2 separate regions of the Mus musculus genome follow, and region 1 is linked to region 2. The links are chromatin contacts, found by Hi-C or POLR2A ChIA-PET in ENCODE. All regions are on one chromosome and are shown on one strand. Each heading gives the region's core, a stretch centred on a gene start or an enhancer-like site at or near the end of the contact. The rest is flanking DNA. Distances are from core to core; before and after follow the strand shown. Region 1 holds the start of Zfp942 (zinc finger protein 942). Region 2 holds the start of Zfp995 (zinc finger protein 995).

What was found. Hi-C counts contacts between places; a loop is a spot of excess contacts on that map. ChIA-PET counts read pairs that join two places held with the same protein, here RNA polymerase II (POLR2A).
Region 1: a map of heart shows a loop between it and region 2 (2.0-fold over the local background). The contact joins the promoter of Zfp942 here to the promoter of Zfp995 in region 2. A Hi-C loop is called at or near these places in 1 of 37 maps with a recorded cell type or tissue (heart). POLR2A ChIA-PET finds 5 or more read pairs at or near these places in 1 of 5 experiments (Patski).

What each region holds. Positions count from the first base shown.
Region 1 is chr17:21,958,893-21,965,666 of GRCm38, reverse strand. It overlaps Zfp942 (zinc finger protein 942), which reads left to right and starts at 3,203. Exons shown (of 6, transcript NM_001199048.1): 1 at 3,203-3,411. Zfp943 (zinc finger prtoein 943) reads right to left here and starts at 3,108. Exons shown (of 4, transcript NM_001025373.2): 1 at 2,848-3,108. It also overlaps the pseudogene Gm7805.
Region 2 is chr17:21,905,047-21,911,406 of GRCm38, reverse strand. Zfp995 (zinc finger protein 995) reads left to right here and starts at 1,481. Exons shown (of 5, transcript NM_001256493.1): 1 at 1,481-1,853; 2 at 3,211-3,358.

The DNA.
Region 1 (6,774 bases), core at 1,954-4,453, 53 kb before region 2:
TACAGAGTCACAGAACTGCCAGGACTACATAGACAAAGCGTCATAAATAAATAAATAAATAAATAGCAGTAACAAAAACAAAAAAGTCTTCAAATCTAGTAAAGACCTGAGTTTAGAAAATTTTATCATTAAGAATCTTGAATGTTGACATCAAAAGAAGACAGAGTATACATAAAAGACCCAAAAAAGACCCAAATACTGAGTCACAGCTAGAATGTTCTTATTTAATCATGTGAAGAAATATAAAAGGATGATTTTAAGATTTGAAATACCAAAATCCTACAGACATTTTGAAATATAAATAGAGAATTATTTCTATTATTCCAAGCACATTCATGAAATGTGAAACCATTAAGACTTTAAAAAATTAGAGAAGAATCAAAATCATGGGTGATTTCAAAATATATTAAAATTATAGCAAAATATTGACAGTTGACAAGAAGACAGACAACAGCAGATATCAATGGAAAGGTAATATAGATAGGTTTAATATTATGCAGAAATATTAATCAAATGTTATCAAAATTGAGCTGGCATTGTTTTAGGAAATGGAGAAATTAACCATAAAAGACAAGAGAACCTAAAGGAAATACAAAATGCTCCAAAACTCTAATATCAAGAAAAACTAAGAGGCATCCATTGTTCTGACAAACATAATTATAATAAGAAGATATGAATGGAAAAGAAACAGCATTCTTCACATACAAAACCAAATTAAATTATATTTGCCTCTGTATATTAATTCTTACATAGTCTTCTACTACTTACAATGGGAATATTCTGATGTTATTCATGGTGCAAATATCCAGAACTATTTGGAAGGAAATAGAATCTGGCCAAACCAATCTCATGTCCCCTTTCTACTGGGACTTGAAGCCCCTCCCAATCGTTCCTCATTCCCTCTAACATACAGGATCCTTTGCTACTCTTTCCTCTCTTCACCATCCAGGGCTCTCAGATTCACAGGTAAGTAGCACTGACTGGGCAGGGGGCCCCTGCATATGGGAAAGATTCATAAGAAAGCATTCAGAACTTTTCATGGTACAAAAATAAATGATGCGTCCTCAGGATTCGGGAGCCCATCATGGTATTCCTTATGACGTGGCTGTGGCTGCGGAACCGCCTCACTGGTCGCTATTGGCAGGTATAGGAGGTGCTGAAACATGCTCTACATTTTAAGATTTTAGGGGAAGGAAGAATCACTGCTACCTGCTGGCAGTCAGGGCGGTGACCAGAGCCTTCGTGTACGAAGTCCCACAGACTTAAGAAGCAGAACTTTGAGGACCCTCTGGATTAATCCAATTACAGCTGCCTCCCAGGAGCATGGCTTACAGTACCCCGAATTCACTGTCAACTTAATGAAGTGCCAGGTGGAGCTCAACCGGAAAGTACCTGTGGACCTGGCCATCTACGAACCATAGACGCTTAAATCTTTGGCTGCTTTGGCTAAGAGGAGGCAGCAGGAAGGATTTGCTGCAGCTTTGGGGGATGGAAAGGAGCCTGAAGGTATCTTTTCCAGAGTGGTACAGTACCACTGAAGGCTGCAGTGCTATAGAAACTGTTATAAATAAGACAGGACCAAAAGGACTGTCACCAGTAAGTCTGATTTGTATCTATTACCATTTTAGTAACAGGCCTGAGACGACAGGTGTTTACTCAGTAACACAGCCCCAAATTGTCCAGTAAAGATTGTACAAATAAAGCTTTTGCTGTGTTGAAAGTAAATAAATAAATACATAAATACATTCATGAATGATGCCTCCAAAAAGGAAACTGTGAAGGAAAGAGTAAATATCAGAAATAAAAATGTCCCTTTTAATCTAAAGATTTCATTTAACTATGTGAGATGTGAGTCTCATTCACACATAGCTCAGACACAAAGAGAGTCATTCTCCCAGGAATCCTGAAAAGAAAGCTGGAGAGACTGCAAGAAAACTATTGTCTCCCATAGAAACCAGACTGCTACACTTGTCCAAAGGGAGATCTCTGCAAAAATCCCTGTCAGCAGAGTCTAAGCATTCCCACTCCTACAGGATGTCCACAACCACAGGACTTGATGATAACAAACCCTACAATAAAAAAAAAAAAAAAAAAAAAAAAAAAAAAAAAAGCTTGGCCACATATGTAGGTGCAGAGCGCTTTTCTTCAACCACAGAGATCTTTTTTCTGATACAGGAGAGTGATCGTAGTTGTACAAAAGATGCTTTCTAAAACTTTAATCTATACTGGGTTTTCTAATCATAACAATAGAGTGGTCTGATACACTCACATAGCAATAGTGAGCTTGCCTGGCCCTAAGGTGTACCATAAGAACTCAGCATATGAAGACGCACTTCTGAATGCTTTATTTACATCCGAAACTGCATACAACACTAAAGTCTACTTAGTAAATATTAATGTTTACAATCACAACCATAGCATAACATAAAGTATATTTTCTCGTTCAAAAAAAAAAAGAATCTGTACTGGTTCTTCATATGGTTAGTATAAATACAAAGTTCTATTTAGCGAAGTAAAAGGTATTCTCTTGAATAAGCAATTAGTAAAACACGGGTGTTAGAAACATGAATACATTTACGTCCCGTATGCTTTGTGATTGACACAATAGCAAACAGCAGATAATGCAACTGCTCTATCATTTTTAATGAGTTATTTTACAACTGAATATTCTGATAACTGGAGGATAAATGAAAAAAAAAATCATGATAGACCCCCAGTTCACAGGATCTCAATTTCCCGACAACGGTAAGATAACAGAACTGTGAGAGCGGCATCCATAAAAGCAGCTGCGTAAAACACCCCGCTGCTCCGCTCCCTCCCGTTTCCCAGCCCCGCAGCGCCTCTGACCTGGGACCTTCCGGGGCCACCGGGCTGCGGTGCCCGCCGCTGCGCTGCTGACTCTCCCAGGTCCGCAGCCAGGAAACTGCGTCTGAGGAGCTTTCCGGTTTCCGGAGGAAACTGGGGCCGAAAAACCAGCGCTCAGTTCGAGTACACATGGATTACACAGGTAGCAAGGGGAATGGTGGCTTTTCACGTCATTCTGGCCTGGACATTTGGAGCTGGCGACCTAGAAGAGAACGCAGCTGGACGGACTCTACCAACGTAATTAAGGAAGTGAAAGCGGCGGGCCTGAAGGCGTTAGCGCTGTCACGTGACCGGAACCGTGGTGTCCTGGGCGGGGCTAGGGGAGCCGCTCCAAAGATCGTGGCCAGAGACTGGGAACCGCGTCCCCTTAGGTACCTGTTGGAGCCAAGTTGTCTCTACTCCCACTGCGGGCGACTTACCCTGGCCTGGTTCTTTTCGAAGGCCGTAAACTCTCCTCAGATGCGGTTTCCTGTGCTGACCTGGGAGAGTCAGCCATCAGCCGCGCAGCCGCGGGCACCGCAGCCCGGCGGCCCTGGAACCTTGCAGGTCAGAGGAGCTGCGGGGCTGGGAAATGGGCTGGAGCGGAGCAGGGGCTTGTTTTCTGCAGTTGCTCTTAAGGACGCCGCGCTCACAATTCTGCTGTGGATTTTTATCATTGTCAGGAGGTTTGAGATCCTATGAACTGGGTGTATCGTGGTTTGTTTGTTTGTTTGTTTGTTTGTTTCATTTATCTTATGGTTACCAGAATGGTTTCCGAAAATAGTGTCGTAGAACATTTGCAGTACTGTAGTTTGCACACGGGGTTCTCTTTGTTACAGCAGTTACAAAGCTTCTCGAACTTAGATTTCTTAACTCCCTTGACCCATCATTTGCCTACTCAGGAGAGAGTGGCCTCTGGCCTGGGAAATAGGCATTCCCAGAGAGCTTTGTAGATATTAGTCTTATGAGGAACCAGTACACATTTGAGTGAATCAGAAAATATACATTACGAAGCACCAAAATTATGACTGTAAACATTAAGTTTTACTGACCAAAGTTTTGCTCCCCGTTAGAGTTCCATCTTAGATGCATGCTCTCTTTGATGTAAATACAGCATTCAGACATGTGTCTTCATATGCTTAGTTATTAACATCACACCTTACGGCTGAATGAAAATGAGATGATGACTGTCCAAAGGTGTGGCTGAGGAGAAGGTTAATTGTAGGTCATGATAATGCTCAGATTAGCTGGAGAAAACAAACAAACAAACAATTCCACCATTTGAGTAAGGGTTGTTAAATACTAACCAAGAGATGGACTTTGGTCACATGCTCCAGAGCTTTATAAAGACAAACCTATAGGCCACCATACTTTCCCATGCATGAGGTTTTGCAATTTTCTCAAGAACTAAAACTCCCAGCATTCCAAGAAGGTACCTGGTTCTTGCGAAGGTGGTGCTTACACGGTATTTTTGGGTTTTACAGTATGAACCAGAAAACAACCAGAGGCCACTTGAAGAGTCCAGACTGAACTAGGTATGGGGGTCAGGGAGGGACCAAGAGAAAAACCAGGAGCCAGGAAAGCTTCTAGCCAAAAATGTCGACTTTGATGTGTTAATAGGCACTTAAGTTAGCCATTCCTCTTGTGATATAGTCCAGCCCAGTATGCATGCTGTGAGAGGAAGATGTTTTTATAGATAGAAAAGTCAGTATAGAGTTTTTAAAAATAGGAAAGCATCTTTTGAATAACTGTGATTGCTCACTTACATCAGAAAAATGTCTCCTTAGTTCAAGAAAAGCACTGTGTCCACGCACATGTGACCAAACTATTTTTTTTTGTTTTGTTTTATTTTGTTTTTATTTTTGTTTCATAGTTTGTTGTTAGTAGTTTCTCAGACTTTGGACTTCTTGTAGTTGTGAGAACACCTAGACCCTAGAGTCAGGGCTTTTTTTCACAGACCTGTTAGAGAAGTGCAGCAGCCTTGATTCTGTGGGTCAGAATAGTTTTCTTGTAGTCTTCCTTGCCCCTACTAAGAGGTCCTGGGAAAACAACTCTGCATTTGTGTGAACTGTGTATGAATGAGTCTCACATCTCATAGAGTAAAATGAAATCCTCACAGAAAACGAGACTTTGGCATGATATTTTCTCTTTCTTCCTCCATGTCTCCTTTGGACAAGTGTAACCATTTTTCATTTTTGTTTTATGAAAAGTTTCAGGTGCATTCTGAAGAATTTCTTTCCTATATACAGGCCTCCCACTGCTCAGCTAGATCTGCTCACAGCTGAGTAATAATCTACTGTGCAAATGTACTACATGTTCTTTATTTATTCTTCTGTTGAAGGTCATCTAGATTGATTCTAGTTTCTAAATATTGTGAATAAAGCTGCAATGAGCCTGGTTTAGCAAGGGTCCTTGGGTAGATTGAAGTGTCCTTTGGGTATATGCCCTGGACTGAGTAGATCTTGAAGTAGTCTGATTCCCATCAGTTTGAAAAACTGCCACACTGATTTCCTTAGTGGCTGTACAATTTTGCACTCCCTCTAACAATGGAGGGATGTTTCTATTGCTCCACATTTATATCAGCATAAGCTTTCACTTGTGACGTTGATTTTAGCTATTCTGACGATTATAAGATGGAATCTCAAAATAGTTTTGATTTGCATCTCCCTGAAGGCTAAAAGTGTTGAATATTTTAAAGTATATTTTGGCCATTTGAGTTCCCTCCATTTAGAATTCCATGTTTAGATTTGCAACCCATTTATAAATTGTATATTTGGTTGTTGTTTTTTTTTTTTTTCACAGCTAGATTCTTAGGTTCTTTTTGTAATTTTGGATATTAATTCTCTATTGGATATAGAAACCCTAGACCTCGTAGTTACTTTTCATATCCTGTTGCATCAGGAAAGTTTGTGGCCCAAGCTCACAAGCTTGAATAAAGAATCCCATGTACTTGCATCAGAATAAAATAAAATAAAAAGAATTGGTAAAAATCTTCTTACACTCTGTAGGCTGCTGCTTTCTCCAAATGATGGTGTCTTTTGCCTTATAGAAACTTTTCAGTTTCCTGAAGTCCCATATATTAGTTGTTTTTCTTAGCACCTATGTTATTTTTTTCTTTTGTTTTAAAGAACGTCTTCTTCTGTGACAGTATGTTCACTTTTATTCTCTTGTCAGATTCAATGTCTTTGGTTTTATGTTGAGGTCTTGATCCACTTGCACTTGAGTTTTGTGCTGGGTTATAAGTATGGATCCGTTTGAATTCTGCTAGATACAGACATCCAGGTTGACCAGCACTATTAGTTGAAAATGGGAAATCTTTTTTTTCATTTTGTATTTCTGGCATCTTTATCAAAAACCAGGTGGCCATGTATATTTATGTCTAGGTCTTTAGTTCATTTTCATTGATCAATGTGGCTGGTTTTCTCCCAATATTTTGAGGTTTTTATACTGTAGTTTTAAAGAAAACTTGAAAATGGCAAAGGTGAGAACTCCAGAAATTTTTTTTATTGTTAATGATTGTTTTAGCAATTTTCCCTTTTTTCTCTCATTAACATAATATTGAAGTTATCTATTTAAAAACCTGTGAAGACATATGTTGGAATTTGGATGTTACATGCCTTGAATCTGTAGATTGATTGCCTTTGTTAGGATGTCCTTTTTTAATATCTTAATCCTCTTGATCTGTGAGCATGGGAGATCTTTTCATCTTCTAAAATCTTCTTTCATTTCTTCATAGACTTGAAGTTTTTATATACAAGTCTTTCACTTGCATGCCATCAACATATTTTATATTATTTGAGGATATTGTGAAAGGTATTGTTTTCCTAATTTTTTTTTAAATCCATTTGCCGTTTGTATATAGGAAGGCTATTGGTGTTTGTGCATTTATTTTGTATTGAACTATTTTGGGGGAAATTTTTTTTCAGTTGT
Region 2 (6,360 bases), core at 232-2,731:
CCATGAGCTAAGAGTCTTCGATAATGGCCATGTTGGCTGGCTAATTGGAGTTCAAAGCAACCAAAATAAAACATGGCAAAATATAGTGGGATTAATAGTTGGGAGATAGACATACTAATAGCATAGATGATATATACATTCCTAGTACTAGGGCTGATAAAGGCATATTATGAAGATTGTGTATGTCTTTTACCTTGAAAGTGAATAATCAAAACCTGGGTAGAAACAACAGTTGAGATTATATGTTTTCCACACCACATTGCAAGCAAGTATAAGACATCTATGATAAAAGAATCAAGTTTTTGAAGACAGAAATTAAAGAATATACTAGAATGTGGAAAGATCTCCCAAGCTTGTGGATGAGGAGGATTCACATAGTAAAACTGGCCATCCTACCAAAAGAAAAATATATATTCAATGCATTCCTTACCCAAATACCAGCTTCTGTGTTATAGACCAGAGTGATAAAATGATGTGTCAGACACAAATGCCCTTTCCCTTGAGAATTCAAGTATTATTACGTCCATTTTCCTTACCGTTCTGATTCTGACCACGATTCCCGTCTGCATGGAATTTTAAGTACTATAAACTCACGTCAGAAGGCATTTTATTTTTCCTGGCTATCAAAATTCTGTTGTGCTATCACTGTATTTTTGCTTACATGAACTGGGGCTGACGCTGATGTTTTCATTCATGTTATGGTTGTCAGACTATTTGTAGGAAAATATTTGTGCAAACTATTTGCATTATCTATTTTCTTTGCTATTGTGGCCATGACAAATCTCTTGGAGTTTAACTTTATCAGTGCTTTCCAACTGCCCTGTTGTACACCTTGTTGTTTCCACAGAGTGACCGTTGTCCCTGGAGCTCCCCAGAGAGCTTGCAGAGCACCCTCCCACCATTCTCTGTTCCATCTGTCTTTATCCACATTTTCATCTCAGTGGTCCCTCTTATACTTCATGTATGCTTTGATACATGCTTTGGAAGGAAGCCAAATTTTGGGACTCATTTTTAGTTTTGTGTGTTGGGGTGCAACATAGAAATTGGAATTTATCTCTTAAAGTCTTGTCTCTCTGGCCTCTTCCTCCCTTGTTCCTTCCTCTGCCCTCCATTCCTTTCCACCCTCTCTCCAGGAGGGCAAGGCCAGTCTCCACTTACCTACTCTCTCCTTCTCTCTGTCTTTCTTTGCCTCCATTACTCTCTTAAAGCCCCACCCCATGCCCTAAATAAACTCTACTCTACACAAAAAAAAAAAAAAAAAAAAAAGAATTTAGGGTCTAGGTTATATTTTGCTGTGCGATTGTAGCCTAGGAGGCTAGTGTCCAAAGGTAAGAAGTTAGGCTGCCTCTCTATTATCTGAGGGTTTCAGAACTCACTCTCAGATGTCAAGAGTTCAGCTTCCTATGGAACCAGTTTTTTTCTAGTCTGTCAGCAAGCAGTAGGGAGGTTGTGCAGAGCAGGTCCGCAGGTGGAGCTGTGTGGCAGGAAGCTGATGACTGAGCAGGAGGGAATGGAATCCCCGGGGCAGGGATAAAGGCAAGACCAGGACATTGACCAGAACAGGAAAAAAGCAGTAGTAATTAAGGAGGGGAAAGCTCTTGCTCTCAAACTGATTTGGGGGACCACGTGACCATAACCACGGTTTATTGGGCGGGTCTAGGAGAGCAGCTCCTAAGATCCAGGCCTGAGTGACAGGAACTTCCACCGATCGTCTTTCTACCTTCCGGTTTCCGCATCCTTGCCCTTTCTGGACCCGGAAAAGTCTCCACAGACGCGGTTTTGTGACTGTGGACCTGGGAGAGTCAGCAGCGCAGCGGCGGGCACCGCAGCCCGGCGGCCCCGGAAGGTCCCAGGTCAGAGGAGCTGCGGGGCTGGGAAACGGGAGGGAGCGGAGCAGGGGGATGTTTTCCGCAGCTGCTTTTATGGATGCCGCTCTCACAGTTCTGTTGTAGATATCTTACCACTGACCAGAAGTTTGAGATCCTGTGACCTGGGATTTATCGTGATTTTTTAAAATTTATCTTACAGTTACAGGAATATTCAGTCATAAAATCACTGTTAAACCAGAACACCCTACCCGCCCCAACCCAAGCTCCCTGGGACTAAACCACCAACCAAAGAGTAGACATGCAGGGACCCATGGCTCCAGATGCACTTGTAGCAGAGAATGGCCCTATTGGTCATCACTGGGAGGGGAGCCCCTTGGTCCTGTGCAGGCTCAATGACCCAGGGTAGGGGAATGCTAGGGCGATGAGGTAGAAGTGAGTGTGTAGGTGGGGCAGCACACTCTTAGAGGCAGGGGTAGGGGATAGTGGGTTTGTGGAGGAGAAACTGAGAAAGGGGATAACATTTGAAATGTAAAAATATACCCAATAAAAAAATGGAAAAAAAAAACTTGTAAAAGGGCAGTTGCACCATCTATTTCCTAATGTGCCAATTACAAAGATAGTGGAAAGTGAATTTGTTCTTGCTTTCTTGCTTTGTTTTACTAATTGCTTATTCAAGAGAATGCCTTTGGCCCGGTTAATAGGCATCCCCAGAGAGCTTTGTATATACTATTATATGAGGAACCAGTGCAGATTTATTGAACCAAAAAATATACTTTATCGAGCCCTACTGTTATGGGTGTAAACACTAATATTTACTAAGCAGACATTTTAGTGGCCATGAACTTTTTAATCAGAGTTGTATGCAGTTTAGGATGTAAGTAAAACATTCAGAACTATGTCTTCATATGCTGAGTTCTTATGTTACTCCTTGGGTCCAGGCAAGCCCAATATTGGAGTCTCTTCGACACACTATACATTAAAATAAAGTTTTAGAAAACATCTTTTGAATAATTATGATCACTCCCCTGTATCAGAAAATTGTCTCTTTGGTTGAAGGAAAGCACTCTGCCCTCACATAGGTGGCCAAGCTGTTGTTTTTTACTCTAGGGTTTGTTATCATTCAGTGCTGTGTCAGTGGACTTCTTGTAGGAGAAATGGGAATTCCTAGACCCTGCAAACAGGGCTTTTGGCAGAGATCTCTTTTGGACAGTGCAGCAGTCTGGTTTCTGTGAGTGACAATAATTTTCTTGAAGTCTCTCTAGCTCCTCCTCAGGGTTCAAGGGAGAATGAATGTGCATGTGTCTGAGCCTACATGCTTAGAGGAAAAGAGACATTTATATTTCTGATATTTTCTCTCTCCTTCATGTTTATCCTTTTTTAGGCATCATTCATTTTTGTTCCATGAAAAGTTCTGGGTGCTTTCTGAAGACTCTTTCCCATGTGCAAGTGTCTCACTCCTCAGGTAGTTCAGCTTACCTGTGAAACTGAGAGCCCTGGATGGTGAAGAGAGGAAACTAGCAAAGATCCAGGTATGTTAGAGGGAGTGAAGAAGGGATGGGGAGGGGCTCAAATCCCAGTACAAAGAGGACATGAGATTTGTTTCGCCAGATTCTATTTCATTCTAAATATTTCTAGATAATTGCAGTGAGAATAACATCAGAATATCCCCACTGTAGGGTTTAGAAGACTTTCTATGTAAGAAGTAATTCACAGAGGCAAATGTAATTTCATTGGTTTGTATGTGAGAGATATTGTCCCCTTCCCATTCACATTCCTGATCATATCTTCCTACCAATATTAAACATTTTTATTGTTATATTCTTATGTAATGTTTAGTCAGAACACTTGATGCCTGTTATTTTTTTTTTTCTGCTCATAGAGTTTTAGAGCATTATGTAATTCCTTTAAGTTGTCTTATCTTTTACGGTTAGTTTCTCAGTTACCTAAAATAATGCCAGCAAGATTTTGATAAGATTTGTTTAGTAACTTTGCAAGGTATTAAACTCTGTCTATATTACCTTCCCACTGATACCCGCTGTAGTCTGTCTTCTTATCATTTGTGCAAGATTTGCATCCCCACCTCTCATCCCCACCCACTAGACCTACCCACTCCCTGAGGCCTCAAGTCTCTTGAGGGTTAGGTGTGGAGAAGACATTTTTTTACTCTGCAATCTTTAGTAGGTTTGAAGAATTTTTTTCTTTGTTGTTATTTTTCTTTTTTGAGACACTTTGTCTAGGTAGTCCCGGAAGTTCTGGAATTCAGAAAATAAGCCAGTGCTTGAACTGAGACATCTGCTGCCGCAGCCTCTCCAGTGCTGGGGTAAAAGGCTTGCACCACCTGGCCTTTCTGACTTGTCCTGACATGACCACACTTGAGACTTCTGCATGAGGTTTGAGAAGATTGTTCTTCTCCTGTCCTGTGGATGGTTTTCCAGAGCTGTGCTACTCAATACTGGTTTTCAGCGCCGTTCATGGTTGTCTTTCCAAATGGTAGATATTGAAGCTTATCTGCATCACCATCTATCTGCTTCCTACAATCATGTCATGATTGTTTAATACATTTGGAAACTTTTGTGAAATGCATTCATGTTGATCATAGAGTTTTCTGGAAATATACCATTTGATCTTTTGTTAATATACTTTGTTTATAAGTTGATTGTTTTTGCTTTTCCTCTTACCTACGATAATTGTTTCCAACCCTCCTAACAGCAAGTCCTTAAAAAACTTCGTTGAGTCTTACCAATTAATAGTCTTCCTTATTTTTTTAATAAAGTTACTGACGTTGTAATGGTGCATAGTGATAGCCTCAGAGGCATTGGTGGCTCTGGAGACATGAAGCATTGTGTCACATTTTTCTGTTTCTTTTAAATAGCAGAGTAATTCTCTTTTGTGTAAATATACCATATATTCTTTATTTATTCTTCTGTAGAGGATCATGTAGGTTGATTTCAATTTCTGCCTATTATAGATAAAGATGCAGTGAGCATGTTTGAGCAAGGGTCCTTGGGTAGGTTGGAGTGTACTTTGGGTATACATCCTAGAGCACTATGGGTGGATCTTGAAGTAGTTTGATTCCCATCAATTTAAGGAATTGCTACACTGATTTCCTTGGTGGCTGTGCATGTTTGCACTCCCTCTAGCAATGGAAGGATGTTTGTATTGCTCCACATCCTCTCCACCATGAGCTGTCACTTGTTTTATTGATTTTAGAAATTCTGGCAAGTGTAAGACGGGAATCTCAAAGTAATTTTGATTTGCATTTCCCTGAAGGCTAAGAGAGAAGAATATTTTTATGTGTTTCTTGGCCACTTGAGTTTTCTCCATTTAGAATCCTCTGTTTAGATTTGTAACCCATTTTTAATTGGATTATTGGGTTGTTTTCACATCTAGTTTCTTGAGTTCTTGCTGTATTTTGGATATTAGTTCTCTATTGGAAGTAGAATTGGTACAATCTTTTCCTACTCTATAGGTTTCTGCTTTGTCCCAACAATGGTGTCCTTTGTCTTTTTTGTTTGTTTGTTTGTTTGTTTGTTTGTTTGTGTTTTGTTTTTTCAAGACAGGGTTTCTCTGAATAGCCCTGGCTGTCCTGGAACTCACTTTGTAGCCCAGGCTGGCCTCAAACTCAGAAATCTGCCTGGCTCTGCCTCCCAAGGGCTGGGATTAAAGGCGTGCGCCACCACCACCCAGCAGGACCCTTTGTCTTATTGAAGCTTTTCAGTTTCCTGCGATCCCATTTATTAATTGTTGATCTCAGTGCCTATGCTATTGGTGTTTTGTCTTTTTTTGTTTGTTTTGATTTTTTTGTTTTTTAAATAATGTCTTCTCTGACAATATGTTCACTTTTCTTCCCCACTCTATCTTCTGTCAGATTCAATGTGTTTGGTTTTACATTATACCAAACACTTGTACTTGTGGTTTGTGCTGGGTTATAAGTGAATGGCTCTGCTTAGCTGCACAAAACCCGTGCTACTTTTAGGCTCCATTTTATGTTTAACTTGCCCTTAGATAGAACTTAGCCACTGAAAAAAACATCAACTTGCTCTAGGATCTGAGACATCCATAGCATCCTCTACTCCTTCCCTATTGATAGCCAATTAGCTCTTAGGAGCAAAGTTCCAAAAGGTCCAGATGTCTCAAAAGAGATTGCTTAAGCTAGCAACCACTGTTTATCTAGCCGAAATAATTAGTAGCCAATACAAATGTATCAAGCTGCAATTTTCACAAGTCAATCAATCATGTAACTGTAAAGTTGGAAATTCTCCTACTCTGCTCTAAGGGTGACGAGAAGGCAAGGCTTTAGCACCCTTCTGCTGCATGGGAGAGGTTGGAGGGTCCAAGTTCAAGCTGAAATAAAATTACTTTGGTTTTGTGTGAATGAGTTGAATTCCTGGTTGTCTCTGGTGATCTGTGAGGACCTCGAGATCTGGGCATAAGAATAAGTATGGATCCATTACCAATCTTTGTTGAAGATGCTATATTTTTTCCATTTGTATTTCTGTCCTTTTTATCAAGAATAAGGTGGCCAAATATA